3 separate regions of the Homo sapiens genome follow, and regions 2 and 3 are each linked to region 1. The links are chromatin contacts, found by Hi-C or POLR2A ChIA-PET in ENCODE. All regions are on one chromosome and are shown on one strand. The core of a region is the stretch at or near the end of the contact, and the rest is flanking DNA. Distances in the headings are between cores, read along the strand shown. Region 1 holds the start of ERCC6 (ERCC excision repair 6, chromatin remodeling factor). Region 2 holds the start of TIMM23B-AGAP6 (TIMM23B-AGAP6 readthrough (NMD candidate)). Region 3 overlaps VSTM4 (V-set and transmembrane domain containing 4).

The links. A loop is a pair of places that touch in the nucleus more often than their neighbours do. ChIA-PET counts read pairs that join two places held with the same protein, here RNA polymerase II (POLR2A). Pooled maps may share reads with other maps.
Region 2: a map of naive thymus-derived CD4-positive, alpha-beta T cell shows a loop between it and region 1 (21-fold over the local background). The contact joins the promoter of TIMM23B-AGAP6 here to the promoter of ERCC6 in region 1. A Hi-C loop is called at or near these places in 1 of 168 maps with a recorded cell type or tissue (naive thymus-derived CD4-positive, alpha-beta T cell), 3 of 37 single-sample maps with no recorded cell type and 12 of 50 pooled maps. POLR2A ChIA-PET finds 5 or more read pairs at or near these places in 2 of 52 experiments (GM10248 and PC-3).
Region 3: a map with no recorded cell type shows a loop between it and region 1 (8-fold over the local background). The contact joins the enhancer-like site here to the promoter of ERCC6 in region 1. A Hi-C loop is called at or near these places in 4 of 37 single-sample maps with no recorded cell type and 2 of 50 pooled maps.

The regions. Positions count from the first base shown.
Region 1 is chr10:49,537,515-49,540,802 of GRCh38, reverse strand. It overlaps ERCC6 (ERCC excision repair 6, chromatin remodeling factor), which reads left to right and starts at 1,682. Exons shown (of 21, transcript NM_000124.4): 1 at 1,682-1,841. RefSeq lists enhancers at 1,000-1,239, 1,270-1,329 and silencers at 1,750-2,039, 2,985-3,173.
Region 2 is chr10:49,940,441-49,943,671 of GRCh38, reverse strand. TIMM23B-AGAP6 (TIMM23B-AGAP6 readthrough (NMD candidate)) reads right to left here and starts at 1,619. Exons shown (of 17, transcript NR_158661.1): 1 at 1,372-1,619; 2 at 314-437. It overlaps PARG (poly(ADP-ribose) glycohydrolase), which reads left to right and starts at 1,645. Exons shown (of 18, transcript NM_003631.5): 1 at 1,645-2,163. The coding sequence starts at 1,947. It overlaps TIMM23B (translocase of inner mitochondrial membrane 23 homolog B), which reads right to left and starts at 1,619. Exons shown (of 7, transcript NM_001290117.2): 1 at 1,372-1,619. The coding sequence starts at 1,477. RefSeq lists an enhancer at 1,735-1,804.
Region 3 is chr10:49,051,935-49,054,980 of GRCh38, reverse strand. All of the region lies in intron 5 of VSTM4 (V-set and transmembrane domain containing 4), which reads left to right. Among named protein-coding and RNA genes, the nearest start is that of VSTM4, 62 kb to the left of the region's middle. RefSeq lists enhancers at 1,344-1,453, 1,464-1,563. Within about 2 kb of position 1,765, at least 5 of the 41 ENCODE cell types and tissues checked have a DNase peak (open chromatin) inside an H3K27ac peak, as active enhancers do.

The sequences.
Region 1 (3,288 bases), core at 433-2,932:
GACGACTTGCTAAATAACTTGGGACCTCATTTAACTAAATTCCCTCATTAAAGACCCTATCTTCAAATACAGTCACATTCTGAGGTCCCGGGGTGGGGGTGGGGAGTGGCGGTTAGGACTCCAGCATATGAATTTTGGGGAGGGGACACAATTCGGCCCTTAATAGCTCCAGTTGTGCCACCCTGAGTTGTTTTCCTGAACCCCGCCCACGTCTTTGTAAATAATAACTCTCAACTTCCCCTTTTGAGTGGACCATTTTTTCCTGTCCAAATTCTGATATAGGAAGGGTCTCCAAAATAGCTGCAAAGGGAACCTCAGTCTCAAAAGTTGGGATCCACTATATATCTGCTTTTACTTTCAAGCATTGAAACTAATGTCAATCAACTGCCTTTCTATTCTTAATATTTTATCCAAGAAATCGCTAGAATTCTTTCTCCTTTAAAAAAAAAAAAAAGCAAGTTACAAGCCGGGCGTGGTGGCTCACACCTGTAATCCCAGAACTCTAGGAGGCCGAGGCGGGTGGATCACCTGAGGTCAGGAGTTCGCGGACAGCTTGGCTAACATGACGAAACCCCGTCTCTACTAAAAACACAAAAATTAGCTGGGCATGGTGGCAGGCGCCTGTAATCCCAGCTACCCGGCAGGCTGAGGCAGGAGAATCGCTTGAACCTGGGAGGAGGAGGTTGCAGTGAGCCCACATCGTGCCATTGTACTCCATCCTGGGCGACAAGAGCAAAACTCCGTCTCAAAAACAAAAACAAAAACAAAACAAACAAAAAAACCCACTACCACCAACAAAAACAAGTTACATTGTGGGTTGGGGCCGCTGACAGGAGGAATAAGATGATGTTATGGAGCATTTCCTAGTCCCCTTTCCGACCCCATTTCCCTATTGTCCGACTTCAGGCTTCCAAGTGAGGACAGCACTTCCCAGGCAGTGACCCGCAGTCACTGCCCTCCCAGAGGACGTCCTGCCTCGCGGCCCTGGAAAGTCCACCTTCTCCTAGCACCGATCCTGAGCTGAGAAGCTCTGTCTGGTACAGCCATCCTGCATCGTGGGCTGCTTCTTTCCCCAGGCGAAGCTCAACTTCCTCCCATTGTTCTGAACCTCTGTGTGGACATCTTCTTTCTTCAAACGCACCACGGTAAAATTCTCGCCTGCCTCGAAACCCCGCCTACCTCTGAGATCTGAGGACGGATACTAAACGCTGGACTTAAGGCAATGTACACATGTAAGCAGGCTCTGTAGGCACTCACTCCGCCCAGGTGCGCGCGTGGCGGAGGGGGAACAGAGAAGCAGGACAGCTCTCCATCCTTCCCGTGTTCAGTCGTGGGAGACAACAAGAGAGGTCACAGCCTGGCGACCAAAAAGTGCGGCTAACTTCCCTGCCCAAGCTGACTTTCTCTGCAGGGTTCAAGGTTAATTGTGAGGATTTACATTCGCATGGCACACCCGCATCCCCCTCTACGTGGAAATATGTCTTAACTTTCATAACTGCCTTGCCAGCAGGGTATTTTTCGCTAGGGGCGAAGCGTCCTTCGCAAGCCACCCAGCTGACCGGCAGCGGAGACAGCTTTCTCGCCCTGCTCGCACGCAAGTAGAAAGGCGCTGCTGAGCCCGTCCCTCCAAACCACGTGGTCTTGCCCGTGCTTAAAAACAAACGCTGAGCCAGGCGCATGCGCCACGGGCCTCCCCGCACCAGCAGAAGTCGGAGTCGCTGTTGGGGGCGGTGTCTATGGTTGAGCTGAGGGCGCAGGCGCCACGGCCCGTCGAGCTGGGTTCCAAGGCGGCTGGCGGCGGTAGCGTCTCTGTTTCCTTGTGGGCGCTCGCGCGGCCCTGGGTGAGTGTTCGGGGGTCCCGGCCGAATGTCGGGCAGGGGGTGTCGGGGCCCAGCTCAGGCTTCTCGGGCGGGCCGCGGCCCCGCGCCTTGGCCTCGCCGTGGTGATTGAGCCTGTCAGCGAGGACGCACTGTAGCGGGTCTTAGGGCCAAGTGCCCGCTTCCGGCGGCCTCACCTGAGACCGGAAGTAGCGCCAAGGAGCGCTCACCTGAGGCGGCTTGAGTCCCTGGCCGGCCAGCGACCCAGCTACTTCTCCGACTTTGTATAAGGCCCCCTGCGCGCAGGGTCAGCTGGGTCCTTTTTGATCTCGATTAAAATGCTGGAGCTGTTATTTTAAAGAGAGTCGGGCTAGATGTACGTCCGACGTTTTGGGCGTTGATAGAGTCAAATTGATAAGAGTGTGGGCGGATGAGGCAGGCCGCCTGTAAATGCTGCTGTTACGTGACTTCCACGCAGCGTCTTAACTGCTGTCATCCTGTGACAGGCAGCCCTCGCTTTTCTCCTCAACTTTTCCCATCATCTTCTTGTTGCTTTGTCTCCTCCAATCCATTATCCGCACAGTTGTCCAGGTGGTCTCTGGCATAAAGTAGGTCATGCCATCATCAGCCTACTTAACAGTTTTCAGAGTCATTCCATTGCACTGGGAGTGGAATCCATGCTCGTGTTTTCCCAGGCCTTGTGTGATTTGGCCCTTGCCTGTCCCCTCTCAGAACTGTGCCTGTGTCCGACCAACCCTCCAAATGAGACCCAGCTTGCCCCTGGCTGCGGGAGCCCCAGTGATGGGGGAGGACGGTGAAGATACTAGTGTCCCAGATGATTAAGCCTTAGAAGATACTCTGCAAGACTTAGGCCATGAACGGAGCCCTTCTCTGCTCTTCTTAACTCAAAGTTAAAAATAAAGTCAAAAATTCGGTGTTCCAGCCTTCTTGCATTTTCACAAGTGCATCAGCTCTTTCTAGTCTTAAAAGTTACGCACGTTGTTGGGAGGCCGAGGTGGGTGGATCACCCGAGGTCAGGAGTTCGAGACCAGCCTTACCAACGTGGTGAAACCCTGTCTTTACTAAATACGAAAAATTAGCCGGGCATGATGGCATATGCCTGTAATCCCAGCTAATCGGGAGGCCAAGGCAGGAGAATCGCTTGAACCCGGAAGGCGGAGGTTGCAGTGAGCCTGGCGGAGCCTGGCGGAGGTTGCACTCCAGCCTGGGCAACCGGAGCGAAATTCCGTCTCAAAAAAAAAAAAAATTTCACACGTTGTTTCCTTGCAAGACGTTCACTTTACTTTCGACCTGACTGACTTATCAGATGTCACTTTATCAGAGAGGCCTCCTTGACCCCACATCTACCTCCACAATTTCAATTTGGTTTCTCTCATTTTGTCAGAAAGCCTTGTACTTTCCTCTTAACAGCAGTCACCACAATTATATTTGTGTGTGTGTGTGTGTGTGT
Region 2 (3,231 bases), core at 370-2,869, 400 kb before region 1:
GGTGTTCATTCCCTGGTCCCCCAATTTACCTTCAAATCTTAATCAAATTAATTTAACAATATTGTCACATTAAGGAAGTGTATATGCCCTTTGTGCTCTGAAACTCAGAAATACTAAGATTAATATGAAACTGTGTTCTAAACAGGTAAAGTAGTAGCTCAGGCCTAGGAATCCCAGCATTTTGGGAGGCCGAGACAGGAGGATGGCCTGAGTTCGAGAGTTTGAGACCAGCTTGGACAACACAGGGAGACCCCATCTCCACAATAAGTCAAAAAAAAAATTTTAAAAATTAGCCAGGTGTGGTGGTACGTACCTAGATTCCCAGCTACTTAGGAGGCTTAGAGGGGAGGATTGTTTGAGCTCAGGAGTGCCAGGCTTCAGTGAACTATAATCATGCCACCGCACCCCAACATGGGTGACAGAACGAGGTCCTGACTCTAAAAACAAACAAAAAAAAAACGAAACAAAACACCATGTGTTGTAGATTCAGTTTTTTGACAAAGGTGACACCAGGGAAATGAAAGGTCTTTTATATTTTTTTGCACTAGAGTCAGTCTGAACATATTTCGTTGTTGTTGTTCCTTAGTATAAAATACCTAGAGAAATATTACAAGGATTCTCTAAAAAGAAAGTACTTTCGTAAAGGCTTTATCCACGACCAACTGCCTATCTTTAGGTCCAAGTTCTATTTATCTAGTTGAACAACCACAGTTACAAAGTACCAAAGTTCTGGAAAACATATTCACAAGACCGAGGAGAGGCAAAGGCAAGATATTTATGCCTCTGTATACCTTGATGTTGCCTATTTCCTTTCCTATAATTCTTACCTGGCTTCTTTCTTCATGTCTATATATCACCTTTAAAGTTCAGCTTACTTCCTAGCTCCTAAAGAAGGTTTCCTAGCCTGTCCCAAGTCATATTTATTTCTCACTTACATGCAATATTACTGAATATTCTGCCCTTACGGCTACTTGGAGGCTCAGAATATGTCACTGTGTACTAAAAAGTTAACTACGGGCTTGCTATTTGGAATACATTTACTCCCAAAGCTGGGCTCTACTCTTAAGGGTCAATCACACGGCCCACCACACACAAAACGTACGAGGCTTGGATATAAACCTAAGAAAACATGCATCATCTCGCGAGTCCAGGTCAATCACGGACAGCTTCCCCAGGAGATCCGTGGCCCTTTTTTAGGCCTTTCTATCTTGAAAGAGCAGCCATGCAGATACACTAACCCCACCACTGGTACTTAAGCTTGTAAACGCCAGCAAGGAAAAAAAAACCAACAACATAAAACATGGGACGCGCAACTTTAGTGTAAACGCAAGAACCAGTCAGAAATAATCGCAAGCTAGGCCCCATACTTACGCGGGACGCCAGCCAAATCCGCGTGCGAGTAACCTGCTTCGCCGGCTCCGAAAAAGCCGGCCAATACCCCTGTGGTTTTGTCGCCGCTTCCCCCGCCTCCTTCCATGGTATCGCAGCAAACCGAGTGGTTCCCGCCGCTGCCTCAAGCCTGGGTGGTCCGCTGGGCCGTTACTCCTCAATAACAGCGGGTAACCCCGCGTTGCCAGCGCCTACTTCACACGCTGACATTCCGGGCGCCGGTTCCCGTTAAGCGCCACACTTCCGCTTTGCGGCAGTGTGCGCCCCGGAAGCCGGAAGCGCCTGACGGCAGCTTTCCGGTGGTGGGAAAGTGAACGAATCCCGAATCAAAGCGGCGCATTGAGGCAGGTGGGGTGCCAGTGGAAGAGGGAAGGCAGGCGAGTGTTTACGGCCTGACTTGGGAGGCCGGCGGATCAGCAATTGCAGAAGCAGGCAGCGGCAGAGAGGGAATGGTGCAGGCAGGCGCTGAGAAGGAGGCGCAGTCCATCTCTCTCAGGGTTAGTGAATGAGGCTCTCCGCCCGGGCCGGCCCGGGGACAGTGCGCTGCTGGTCCCAGCATGAATGCGGGCCCCGGCTGTGAACCCTGCACCAAGCGACCCCGCTGGGGCGCCGCTACAACTTCGCCGGCTGCTTCGGACGCCCGGAGCTTTCCCAGCAGGCAGAGGCGCGTCCTCGACCCCAAGGACGCTCACGTGCAGTTCAGGGTCCCACCGTCCTCGCCAGCCTGCGTCCCAGGGCGGGCGGGACAGCACAGAGGCAGCGCCACCTCGCTTGGTACGTGGGAAAATAAAAATCTTTGTCCTTCGCCTCGGCCCGAACCTTCTGGTCTCAGTCTGAGGACCCAGGGGCTCCAGTCACTCCTTTCTGGTCTTGTGTGCATCGTCACTCTTGAGGTCCACTTGCTGAGCTACCAAAGCCACTAGTGGGTGAATGGGGCCGCATTTTTCCCAGTGCGATTGATGTGAGAAACTCTGATGAGCAGTCACTCACAGGGCGGAAAATGGCAGGAGACTCCACCACCTGTTTGCTTCTTCAGGTTTGATTGAGAAATTGCCTTAGTCGTCAAGGAGATCTAATTGTGTATGTAAAACAGTAGGGCGCTTCAGCCTCTAGATAGGAAGAAAACAACTTCACTTGTTCAGATTCTGGGTCCCAGGGTGCAGAGCTATTAGTTTAAGCTGGCATTGTACCCGTCCCTGGTATACAGTGTTGAACGAGAGAAACTTGGCCTCTGCCTTCATACCTTAAAATCTATCTGGAGAGATAGACGATAGCAAAAGTTAATATAATAAAAGGTAATGGATGTTCTGATAGATGAATGACAGATTGTTTTACCTAACTGAATTTATGGAATCGAAAATAGTCCTCCAGAAGATGAGATGCTTATTCTGAGGACTGTAGAATGAGTAGGAGTTAGATGAAGAGGAAGTAAGAAGTGTTTCAGGAGTGCAACCGAGGCCGGGCGCGGTGGTTTTGCCTGTAATCCCTGAGCTTTGGGAGGCTGGGGCGGGTGGATCACCTGAGGTCAGGAGCTCAAGACCAGCCTTACCAATATGGTGAAACCCCGTCTCTGCTAAAAATACAAAAAATTAGCCTAGCGTGGTGGCGGGCAACTGTAATCCCAGCTACTCGGGAGGCTGAGGCAGGTGAGGCAGGAGAATCGCTGGCATCCGGGAGGCGGAGGTTGCAGTGAGCCGAGAGGGCACCATTGCACTCCAGCCTGGGCAACAAGAGCGAAACTCCGCCTCAAACAAAACAAAACAAAACAAAACAAAAACAGGAGTGCAATTGATATATAGAGTGAACGCAAGAGAGTGTGAGAGATGAGGCTGCAGGGTGGTA
Region 3 (3,046 bases), core at 516-3,015, 490 kb after region 1:
GTTTTGATTTGTAATTCGTATGTCCGGGTGCAAAGATCGCCCTGGGCCAGAGGAAGCACCCAGCATCTTTGAGATGGCTGGATTTGTGAAAGTCCCTTGGCTCACACAGTTCGCTGCACCTCCTGCACATCCCAGAGAGAGACTATATTAGAAGGACCATTTGATGGCCCAGGGACATTAAAGGCAGGGGTGAGGACTCCTGATGCCACATGCACTGTGGTTCAGCACAAGTTGCTTTGACCTCACATTTAGTTTTGAAAGCAGAGTGTGGCTGGGTGCATGCTTCTTAGTTATAATTATGTTTTTTGGTGGAATCAGCTCAGTTTATGCTGTTCCTCCTGCATAAACTGCTCCCCGCCTTCTGCTCCCAAATACTCTTAGTGCTAGAGGCACAAAATTCCCAGCTGGCTAGCCCACCATGCCCACCTTCATTTTGGCAGCTGACATCACTTGTTCCAGACGATTTCCAGGCACATGCCCCCTTCCTCCTCTGCGCTTCCTTCTCAGGATGGCCCTGGGTCTTAGGCACCAGCCACACCCTCAGTCCCCAAGACCCCACTACCTGGGTTGGCCTCTCCTCCTCCCTTTGGGGCAGGAGTTTGAGCAGCTGCAACAGTGCTGTGGGTTCCCCACGCTGAATCTAAATCAGACTTGAAATGCAGTAGAATGTTAATGTCTCCTTCTGGTACTTCTCTTCAGGGAGATGGTTTAAACTGGGAGTAGCCACTGTGGCTCTGGCTCTATTGACCTTGTTCCTGTTCCAGTGTTCTTGTTATCTGTTATCTGGGCTGGGTCCTGGGTCCTTGCTTCAGGGCCAGAGGAAGCAGGCCAACATGGATCAAGTCCCATGTCCCCTTCTCAGCTGGTGACTTTTGAGAAGGACCTGATCTCTCTGAGGCCCCATTTTTGCAACAAGGAGGGCCAGAGGTCACGGATACCAAGCTCTTTCCACAGTGCCTTGCATAGGATGGACACAAACATAGCTGTTACTGTTGTTAACTTTAGTTTCTGAAAAATATGGTTGCTCAGAATTTGTTCAATACCTTGCAAAATCTAGGTTGGCTGCTTTGCCTGGTGTTCTGGAGTGGCTGCCCATCGCTCAGGAATGCAGCCTCTCTCATGACCTGCCTGGTCTGTCCTGCAGCGGTGCTTTCCAGCACTGCTCTATTAGTGGGAGGGCAGCTGTCAAGGGGATGTCATGCTGTAATATCCTGGGCAGGAAGACTTTCTGATCAATGTCTAAGTTGAAACTTGCAGCCCTACTCACTGGGCTGAAACAAGGGCACCATGAAATACCCAAGTGGCAACATCATCCTCCCTGGGTAGTACCATGAAACGTCTACACTGCACCTGTACCCTGGAGACTAGGGTCAGTTGCTATTTAGCTGTTTCACACCCCATCTAATTTAGGCTATGCTCTCTCATCTGACCCTCATAACTTTGCAAGAGAGATAGCCAACATACACCTCCCCTTTTACAGATTGGTGGGTGGAAGCCCGGGGAAGTAAGTGACTTGCCCAGGGTCACCTCTCTGGTCAAAGTAGAATCAGCTTTAGTGGCCTTTTGACCCCTGTTCAGCACCTGTTCACTCAATCCAGCCGCTGTGTGTCATGGAGCAAAACTGCCAAGCCTTTGTGGGACAGAAGCTCCTTCTGGCAGGTGGCCAGGCCGGAACCTGGTACATCTTACAGCAAGGCCTCTGCACGTGCGACATCCTGCCTGCCCTTGTTGGAGGCAGAAAAATAGCCTTGCTCCACAATGAGCTCCCACAAATAGCACTTCTCTCTAATCAAACAGCTCTCTAATTTAGAGGGAGTTTCCGGGCGGGCCTGTTTTCTGTCTTTCTTGGTTTGACTCACTCCAACAAGGCTTGCTCTGTTGTGTCAGAGACAAAATATAGCCCTGTTCCAACCTGAGATGTCGAATAACTTTTCTTGTAAGTTAATCATAAGGTGGACTTTCCTTGCCAAATATTCCGACCAGTCCTGCTGGCTCAAGGGGAGAAACAAGATTCTGAGAGAGTGTCTATCCTATGTCAATGTGGTGATTCATTGTCTAAATGAGATCAAATTGTCGAAATATGAATTAAAATTAAATTTAGTGCAGTTTTACTGTTTTGAAGGAAAATTATGATGACAAAGCAGGTGTTCTCCACCTTAAGGAAATCCCTGAACATAATGTTATAAGTGCACAAAAATGATGTTCCAGAAACTTCCATTTTATATTAAACAGTTAAAAAAAATCCAAAAAGAGAATAGGAAGTGGAAATATTATTTGATTCTACACCGTGCAAGGTGCAGTTGGGGAGACTACCCAAGTTTTGAGGCAAAAGAAGAAAGGAAAATGTCAAAAGATTTTAGCAAAAACAAATTAAAAAACTGCATGGAACAAAAAGCCAGAATTCAAAGGGAATTGGGAAAAATATTTTTCAATAAATATGTCCAAATGGTGTAAAAGTTGCTTGCAAACCTGTAAGAAAAGCTCAAGATCCTAAATCAAGAGCAGAAATCAAGAAAATCCTAAATCAAGATCCAAAAAAAAAAAAAATCCTAAATCAAGAGAAGGAGCTATCCTTCCATCATAAATGAGAAAACTCCTTAGACAAACATGGGAAGTGTCCATTATCACTAGAAATCAGAGAAATGCAAATCAAAAAGGAATCAGCTTTTTCTTCATTAAATGAGTCATTTTAAAAAAATTGACAAGTGGTGTTAAGGAGGGTGACGTAGGTATTCTCATTTGTTGAGTGGCATAGCTGTGGTGTAGTACTAACTTGTCAAAAATCATTTTGACAGTAAGTATTAAATAGCCTTGAAAATGGTCCTTTTCCATGACCTGGTAATTCCAGCTTTAGAAATTCAACCCCAAAATGAAAGTCTAAGAATAAAAAACCATTATGCACAAATACATTTTTAGCAGTGTCATTTCTATATTAAACTGAGAAAGAAATGAGATCTTTAGATGTTAGGGAAATGGCTAAGTAAACATCGGCTTATTTCCTCACTGGAATAGTATGAGAATATAAATATGAAAAATTTAGATTAAG